Regions from separate parts of the Homo sapiens genome. Here region 1 is linked to region 2. The links are chromatin loops, found by intact Hi-C in ENCODE. Cell type or tissue: mammary epithelial cell. All regions are shown on one strand.

Region 1 (5,000 bases), 680 kb after region 2:
GTAAGTGTGAATGACTAAATATAACCTTTTCCAGAGAATACTTTACATATACATACCTCCTAGAAAAATTCAATTAAACATAAAACATTTCTCTTACAGCCACCTGGAACTAATTTTTTGGTATGTTGGCCTGTTCCCCAATCAGATGAAATTTGCAGAACCCAGTGTGCCGTATGTGAAGTTGACCTCCCTCCTCTTGCTATAGTAAATGCTGGAGAGTAATTCTTCTTAGAAATAGATTAAGACCTCCAGAAAATGGGGCTTTAACATGAATATCAAACTGCATACACAAATTTAAATTTCAGATAATTATTTTATTGGCAAAGACTAAAGAAATCCAATATCAAAGTGATATTTTCCTTATTTGCATTAGAAATATTTTCCCATTACCAAAATGAAAGAAGGTCGTTAGGAAAAAGAATGACTGATATGAATAAGCATTTTTTTTTTAAAGAGAAGTTTCAAATCTTTCAATTCTACTTGCCCAGAGACAACTACTCTCAACACTTTGGTACTTATAACATCTATGTTGACTATGTAGATAAAAAGTTGGGTTTGTTTTTTTTTTAATAAGCAAAACTGGAATTTTTACCCCTCATATTGTTTTGTATCTATTTTGTTTCATGAAAAATATATTATTAACAATTTTCAAATCAATAGATATAGTATTAGGGAACATTTTAAGATGTTGCATGCGTCCATTATGTAGATATGTAATAAGGCATCTAACCAACACTTGGCTTTTTTATATTTAGATTATTTCTAATTTTGCTGTTATAATTAGTGAGATAATGTCAGCCCCCAAAAATGTGCTGAATATTCTGTCTCCTGTGAGAAGCAGATTTATGCATTTGCAACAACCAAATGCCTGCCATTAGAAGTAGAGTGTAAATAAGCTTGTAGGTCCTGACACCAGGCTGAAAAGTGGACAGTTTCCAAGAGCCATTTCTTCTCATTTTTCTGCCACCCACTTCCCACACCAAGAGCTCCTTCCCACTCTATTCCCCATCCCACATCCTCTGAGGATTCTGGGAATATGAAAACCCCCCCACCATTAAAAAAAAATTAGCTTGAAGCTCCTGTTTCCAAATTTAAATTGAATGACTATGTCTTTGGCAATAGACTGTATGGAGCAGGGATGCATAGGTAAGTGAGTCCTGTCTATCAGCTTATCTCTTAAAGGCCCAAAAGCAGATTGTTTTTTATAACTCTAATGAAGCTTAAGCTTCATGGTCTCTTGCTTGCATGGGCACCTTCCAAATATTAAGTGTTTTTTGTTAATTGGCAAAATTATTCTAACACTGAGAAACAAATTTGGTAAAATGTTTTGAAATGCTTTAATAAAACAAGTGAGAATTTCTTTTCAGTATTCTCCTGATTTGAATGTTTTCGAAGAGTACCATTTTTATCATCTATTAATGTATTACAAAACTAAAAGAAAATTCAGAAAAAATAATGGAATATGAAACTAAAAACACTAAAAATGAGTGATGAAATCAATAGAAATTACTGTGATACAGAGCAGCTACATAAACAAAAGAATTTTCAGATTAAAACAAAAGGAGTAGTTTATTAAGAAAGATATATTTCACTGGTGTCATCTATAAAAATGAATATATTTCAAGTCAAAGTGTACTTAAGATTAGTTACTGCAAAATAAAACTTAAAATGCCCTGAAATATTATAGCTCATATATAAAAAATTTAATGAACATTTCCCCAAATTTAACAGAATTCTAAAAATTTTTAGAATTTACATGAAGCTTCTATATCATGAAGCTGAAAGGAACTTTTCTCAAACTAGGTAATATTTTTTTTAATCAATGATGCTAAATAAAGTCTGAATCATCTTTCTTTTCTCTATATAAAAATAGTTAGGCCGGGCACAGGGGCTCACACCTGTAATCCCAGCACTTTAGGAGGCCAAAGTGGAAGGATCACTTGAGCCCAGGCATTTGAGACCAGTGTGGGCAACATGGCAAAACCCCATCTCTACAAAAACTTAAAAAACTGTCCAGCATGGTGGTGTGCACATGTAGTCCCAGCTAATTGGGAGGCTGAGGTGGGAGGATGACTTGAGCCCAGGAGGTCAAGGTTGTGGTGAGCCATGACTGCGTCACTGCACTCCAGACAGAGTGAGACCCCATCTCACAAAAACACAAAACAAACAAACAAACCATTGTCATATGAAAAGGCAATCAAAGACTCTGTTGTCCCCAAAGTAAGAACAACAGCATTATAGGAAAGTTGGGAAGTTAATTTCTAAAAGTCATGTTATTCTTCTTTGTTTTGTTTTTCGATTTTTAGATTTTTTTTTTAGGGCCAGATGTTTATAGATTTTCAGCTTTTAAAAAATTGTTTCTTATTCCAAATATTCATTTCTGTGCTTAATTTTATATTCATAAGTGTTCTATTCTGTTTGTTAAAGAAGACTTTCCCCCTAACTTGTAATGAGCTTCAGACTCATCATAACCTGAAGTGAACGCTGAGGTTGTCCAAACTCATAAAACTCGGTTGCATCCATGTTCATTTACACCAAGAAGGTGCTTATGGCCAACAAAGAGGTGTGTAGCCCTGTTACACACCTCTTCGATCAAAGAATAGAGCAAGCTATGCAGCCTTTGCAGGCATAGGGTGGAGGGGAGGGAGTTGGGAAGGATTCATGCAGAAACTGTTCATAGGATGCAGTGGACTTTGGAAATTCTTTGCAAACAGGTAAAGTAAGTTTCCTAAGCAGTATGTTAGGTCTCTAAGTGGTGCTTAAACATATCACAAAGGTAGCAGATGAAGGATCAGATTGTTAGGGAACAACTTGCTTGTAAAACCCAAAGAGCAGTGGTTGATCTGATAACTGGCGGATTCTTAATAGCTCAACACAAATAAACCACTTGTAAATGCCCCTGGGCTGGCCTGCCTTACAACCCTTTTCACATGGCAGTAATATATGGCCAGTAATTACCATAATGAGCCACCAGAAGGCATCTATTTGTTAGCCCTGGAAGAGCTTGCATCTGGCTTTTAGGTGTGAAGCAAGGAGAAGCAAATGACAAGAAGCATTTGAATATACATTTCCTCTGGGCAGCTACTTATTTGAACAGCTGCTTATGAGGCACACAGCACCATTAAGTCGGTCCAATTCAGGAGGCCGTGTGCATCTTGATTTCTATTTTTTTCTTTGAAGTATAGGACCAGCCTATTTTCTCCCCGGGTAATAATTTCTCCAAATTAAAAGTGGTTACCCGACTTAAAACCTGTGACAAGTCTATTGTGTTGACCTCTACAGCTGGGAGAGTGTGGAGGTTGCCAGGGAAATGGGCTCTAGAAACACATGGAACACACTCAGAAGTCACGTGCTAAATTGTTTGGTTTTAGATTAAGTTTCACTGGAAAAATGATCCAGAGCTTTCTTTCTCTCTCTTTTTTGTCTTTGTCAAAACAAAGACTGTATAACAAAGGCAACATTTTTTAGCCATCTGCTGAAAATACAAAAATATTTTCATCAAAATAACAAATTGGTGGTTTGTTGTGTCAGCTTGTACATTTAATAATTCCAATGATAAGCATTCCCCAGATATCAGAGGCAAATATGCCATCTGAAAAAAGAAAGGAATCTAGGTACATAAGAAATGAGCTATAAAATTACACTGAAGCTGGTATTGTAACAGGAGAATGGGGAGTGTTTTGAGGGGAAACTAACATAGAAATGGACAGGAGGTGAAAGGCTTTGAATCCTTGTAATGCTATGGCTAGGAATCAAACTAAAGTGTTTTCTCCTTTGCCACTGAGCATACTGTCATAGTCAGGGCCGGATTATTCAATGCCTTAACCATCTCTGCTTACGAAAAGATATTAGAAATGCTGTATATGTCTTGAACTATTAGGAGTATACGTGAAATAATGCATCTAAAACACTCAGGAGCATAAAACAAAGGTCCCTGGCATTTCTTACTGACCCAAAGTTTACCTTAGATAAAGAGATTTATATGGAACTTGGAAGAGGCATATCAGAAGTTTGCCTTGACATTCGTGGATCACTGAGCATTCCAAATGCCCTTAAGAAGATTATCAGGTGGTTGTGTTTTCTGAAGTTTCCTGATCTCTCCTTTTACCTAGTGGTCAAACTGTAGGCATTTGGTAGCTTATCCTTGAGATATTAGCAAGACACAAGATGACAGGGTTTGCACATAAAATACAGGTCACTATTATATATTCTTCCCATAGATTCATCAGCTTGCAATTTTTTTGGACTCCTGCACTTTATTTATGTTTTGGTTTAGTGAAGAACTTTACAATTATATATAAATTTCTCATATAGTATATATGATATATATATATATATATACACACACACACACCACATACACATGCACACACACATAGTCACATGGTTAAAGGATCTAAAACTGTATACAGTAAAATGCCTCCTCACTCTTGTACCCAATCCACCTAGTTATCTTCTGCCCATTGTTCATGCCCTAAATATTGTTATTGGTTTCGTGTGTGTTTTTCTTATATTTCTTTTTGTACATCCAAGTAAACAAACACATATATATAGTTCTCACCTACTTTAATGCAAAAGTCAATATGCTCTGCATGCTGTTTTGCATCTTACTTTGTCACTAAACATATCTTTGACTTAAATTTATCTCAGTACATGGTTTCCTCAGTCATTTTCATAGCTGCATAATTTCTTGTTTTTGAATGAATTATAATTTATTTAATCCAAATCGCAACATTTTAAAGTCCTGGTCACTCTTAGAAACACCATACAAAATATGCTGAGCCAAACTATAAATACTTTCATTTGAATTAAACTTTAAATTGTTATCTACCTGCACCCTGAATTTTAAAACTCAAAAAAAGATAATGAACTGGTAGAGTCAGGGATTATTAGAAAGAAAAATCTAATTTATGAGTTTGAGCTGGATAGAATGCACAGAATTAGAAGAGGCAAAAGCCAACTGAGAACTAAATATTGTATGGGGTGTTTGTCATGGCTAC
Region 2 (5,000 bases):
TCTCGTGGCCTTTTCCTCCAGAAGTCTTGTTTGAGTAATCAGAAGTCATGTCCTAAAAGGGAAACTGAGCAAATGAAATTGCTCATGTACTTCTCTTAAATGGAATCACTTGTTTGCTTTTTAATTAAGATGAGACTTTTGATTAAAGCAAAAATCTGGTGGCATTTTATTTTCTACTCTGTGCCCCTCGAGATCCATTGCTTGACCCTGAAATGAATGATCTCAGTTATATCTTAAATGACATAGTGAATTAACTGTATTTCATGTGCCAGCATTTCCTTCATGTTACTTAGATAATTAAGTTCTTCCTAATTCAGAAAGCGTGACATTTTTGTATGGTCACAAAGACAGCCAAGGAGGACAAACACATAATAACGAACTATAGTAATAGCTATCATTCATTGAGCACTTTTGTTCCAGAAGCTTTGTGCATTATTATCTCCAGTACAACCCTGAAAAGTATTTACAGATCAGGAGCCTGAGATCAGAAAGATTTGACTAACACGAACAAAGTCACATAGCTAAAGAGATGGGTTGCTGGGATTTGAACTTACATCTATCTCCAGAGCTTTGATTTTTCTGTTTAATTTGTATTTTATAAACCCAAATCATTGAAGCATATTTATGTTTTATTTCTATACACTTCAGGTAAAGCTATTTTTTTAAACAATTTATTGAATACCAAGAAGAGTTATGTCCTGATGGAGTGGGGTCAGATTAAATGATTCTCCTGTTCACTTGGAGCTATAAAACTATATAAATCTATATGTGTGAGAAACTCTCACTGTATTTAATGTGTTTTTTTCAGTGCTACTGTCTACAGGACTCTGGCAAATTGCTGTCAAATAAAAGTCATAAATTCACAGAATGCAATTCCTCGTTGTCAATGAAATGAAATGAGAAAATTTCTCTTTTCACTCAAATGGGCTATACATTTATACGATCTAAATTCCCATATTAACAAAAAAAATTTTAGTTGTTTGCTTTCCAGTTAGGTTAGGATATTTCTTCTGTTTAAGTTGGGATGTGCCAATAAATAGGGTTTCCCATTGCAGCTCACAGGCAGAGAAAGTGAAACTGCGCTTGGTAGTCTTTTCATCCGTATCTGTTCAACAACAACAAAGTGATCTCCCCAACCTGAAAAGAGATTGATTTGCCTTCAAGTAAATACCTAGTTATCAGTACTCTTAGAATCTGTTGACTTTTGAAGCTTTGAGATTTGATTTTTCTCTAAGAATATATGCCCAGCACTATACCATTCTGTCTGAACTGCTTAACAAAGAACATCTAGAAGTCATACTGGTGCCCATATTTAAAATATTTATTTAAAAGAAACTAGCCACAGATGGAAATATTTCTAACTAAAAATTATCTTTCTCAAGTATAAAAACATTTCTCAAAATGAAATATTTCCCATATAAAGTCACTTCATTGTGGGCTTAGAGAACTTTATTTTCCATTGCCAATAAAAGCCTTTGATTGGCGAGCTTTTCTTCGCCTTAAATTTGAAACTGGAGTATGTAAGCAGAGTGTGGATCTGAGTGGAAAAACTGGCCTAAATTATGTGAGTTTCAGAAATATCACTCCATGTTTATTTGAACAGTTTCCTCTAAAGGGGAAAATTTTGTTTAATATTTGAATATGTTTATTTATAAAAACGATAGAATAATCAGTAGACATTTGTGTTCTATTAGATCTGAGTTGTTCTCCATTTTCTTTTTGTGTTTTCCATATAAGGGCCGAATTTTCATATATCTTATGACAGAGTACTTACCTGACCATTGAGAAATAGCTACGATTTCACATCTGACCTTTATTATGTGACCATTCATTGTTTTTTTGACATACGCAGCCTTCCCTCGGACATTTCCCTGTCTCTTAAACCCAGTTTTGCCGCTTTGTCCTGTCTTGGATTCCGCACGCTGCACAAAAAATGGCCAGTAGAGGGCGCTGCTGGCTTACTTTTTAGAAAACTGCTCACAGCCTGATTTCAGCACTTTCAAAAACATGGAAATTATCTTAATTCAGTCAAAGCAATCAGAACGAGAAAACTGTCTTAAATTCATCAAAGTTGTTTCTTTGTGTCTTTTTCTATTTCGTTTCCCCAAAGGCATCAATAAAACCAGGCAATTAGTGTTTCTTCCCTTTTCTGCGGAGCCCTTAGCTGACCCACAGTAAGGATGAGTATGGTAGTTGAGGGCAACCGGGTGTGATTATCTAATTTTTCCATCAGCTTGAGGTTCTTATGTGAAAGTTGTATTCATGGAGAGCCAAAAGAAGGGGAAAATAAAAGCCTGTTTACACTTTCACTTTCCAACCGGCCTTGCCAGTTATCCCCTGACCTGGTGCAATGACGAGAAAATATCTGTGCGACCTTGGCCTCTGGATTGTGGACTGGGGACGGGGTGTCCGTGGCTTCGGTAGCGAGAAGCGGGTGGGAGGGGCATGATTTTATAGACTCAAAAGCTTTCTCTCCTTTCAGGCAGGCAGTGCTGAGAGGTGATCGGAGGAAGACCTTTTATATCCCTTCCAGCACCTCCATTCTTTGAGATGAACTATTGACAGTCCCTCAATATTTATAAAATATTATAAACTGCTATGTAAATACAGCGTCAAGTCGAACTTTCTAGCCAGAGCTCTCCCGAGTACCCTTCCAAAGAAAATGCTATGCTTAAGCACCTCCTCCTGAGACATTCTGGAACCCCCACCACTTATATAGGTATATTTACAGAACCCCATCCCCAATCCCTTCAGTCATTCAAAAACGGTACAAGTTGCTGAAGACGTTGTGGTGAAATAGAAAGTATCAAAAATACCACGGGAATTGCATTTGCTAGTCATCTTTGTGATGGCGTCAGTTTGTGCCAACAGCATCGTGATAAAGTTCTCAGTGGATCTGAACTTTGCTTCATGTGGTTTTTCTTCACCTTGTGGGCACTGGGCACTCGCCGTCCTTCATAGCTGGTAGGTGCCACTTTTGGCCGGCCCTGTAGCTGGCTGCAGTCGGCTGTCCTTCCACAGGATGAAAAATGTCTTCCATTAGCTAATGGCTGTGTTCTCCGTGAAACATTCTGCCCCTTGGCCTGGGGCTGCAGGAGAGCATCAATCAAGTCTCTTAGATGAGGCCTCAGAGGACCAAGGGAAATTTGTATAATCCTGAACTGTAAACATGAGGACCAGTGGTTGAGGTTTTTGGATTTGAACAACATTTAAAAATGTCTATTTGAGTATCTAAAGTAAACCTTTATTTTAAAGAGAAGCTGAGGCTTGCTGGGTGGCCTTCAGGAGGTCAGCTGACCTTTCTGCCTCCGTTTCCCTGTCTTCAAATTGGTGGAGGGAGCAAAAAACCTTACTCTTCTGTTGCACAGGAGAATCCATTTAATCTTGATTGATTACATTAAATAAGGAAGTCAGGCTTTCTTTATGCCACTTCACACCTTATGGGCCACATTATAATTTCCCTGCCTCTCGGTCTAAGTGTCCACTAGTGATCACTGCCTGGTGTGGTTTTTTGTTGGTGTTGTTGTTCCTGTGGGTCTGTAGTTTTCCTTTCAGCCATTTCCTTTCTCTTGTTCTTCTCCTCCCCACTTGCTAACCAAGGAAGAAGGGCTAAGGGGCTCCCCACCCTTCCTGGCGGTGGCAAAACAGCTTCTTGTTCATGAGGGAAATTGTGGAAGCATAGATGTAAAAAGGAGAGAAGTATGTGGGTGTGTCTGTGTGTGCACACATGTGCATGTGTGGGTGTGCATGTGTGTGCCATTTAGCAGTTGCCTTTTTTTGTGATGGTTTGTTGCTGTTGGCACCTGTAAAAGCAGTCAAGCTGAAGAAATTCCTTTGGAAAAAGAAAGAACTAACTTCCTAGAGGTGAATGGAAGGTTGCTGAGGCCTTAAGGCGAAAATTTATAGAGAGCTGAGTTTTCTCTGTTTTCCTTTGCATTGCTTATTTGAAATTCTTCATTGTTAGAACACAGTTTTGTTTACCATGCCCCCCATTATTTTCCCTTAAACAATACCATAAATATTATCATTTGGGGAACAACCTCAATTTCCCAGAATTCATGACTTTTCCATTTTAATAGACAATGTATCAGAACTTAAATCTTGTGAGATCTTCTTAAAAGAGTACTTCTCAACAGTTTTAGGAACTGTTTTTTACTCTAGCCTTTGAGGACAAGATGGGAGGGACACTGAAGAAGTTGTTCCTTTTGTACAGAGTAGGCAACTCAGAAATATTATGGAATGACAGTTGAATGACAACATGCTGATTGTTTGCTCAGTAATAAACTAGAGTTTTGCTGTGTATTTTTATATATTCATATAAGGCTATGCATTCTTGCAAATTAGCAATTAATTCTACTGAAATATCTGAATAATGTTTTCCATAGGTTACACTATCCCCCTCACAAAAATAAAAAAAAACTAGACATAATATTTTGTTGCTGACCCTATGTTACAGACTTAGAGGTTTTTCCAAAGACTAGGAAGAAAGTTATTTCTGGGTTGGCTAGCTAGAAATATGCTATGCTAATTTTATCTCTAAATACCATATGATATCCATTCTATTTTCATAAATATAGATTAATTTCACAAACAGAGTTAATCACGTTTGATGTTTGGTTTCATGTTTCTAAATAATTTAAAAATCAGCTTCTTTTCATGGCCACTTCTAGGTAAATATGTAAAACAAAGTAAAAGAGAAAAAGTTATGACATCATATGAGAAAAGCTGCAACAATTCATAGTTTTAATTAAGAGGACTAGTTGGACTCTGGGCAAACATTTTATTGTCCACCAACTAAGATGTCCTCTCTGTGTGAGCTGTCACATACCAAATCTAAAAATCTGTTTTTGATATTTAAAACAGCTCAAAATCAACATGAAAATTGGCATGCTCTTCTCATATATAATTTGGGGAAAAATATGAAGTGAGAACAGGAAAGATGTATTAACTTCTTAAAAAGTAATCTTTAGGAGCAAACTGAAAGAGTTCCCAGTGGTCAA

What was found. Peaks named below come from ENCODE experiments on the same cell type or tissue, not always from the same donor. Only the 100,000 strongest peaks of a DNase experiment are listed, where the experiment ranks them.
Region 1: a loop joins it to region 2, with 4 times the contacts of the local background. A loop is called at or near these places in 4 of 110 quality-filtered maps.

What each region holds. Positions count from the first base shown.
Region 1 is chr7:96,593,355-96,598,354 of GRCh38, forward strand. It overlaps a transcript of SEM1 not described here. Among named protein-coding and RNA genes, the nearest start is that of SEM1, 110 kb to the right of the region's middle. RefSeq lists an enhancer at 2,770-3,686. In mammary epithelial cell, a CTCF peak has its summit at 2,977 (motif pointing right); no DNase peak of the experiment used is centred here.
Region 2 is chr7:95,914,826-95,919,825 of GRCh38, forward strand. All of the region lies in intron 6 of DYNC1I1 (dynein cytoplasmic 1 intermediate chain 1), which reads left to right. Among named protein-coding and RNA genes, the nearest start is that of DYNC1I1, 140 kb to the left of the region's middle. In mammary epithelial cell, CTCF peaks have their summits at 1,933 (motif pointing right) and 4,994; no DNase peak of the experiment used is centred here.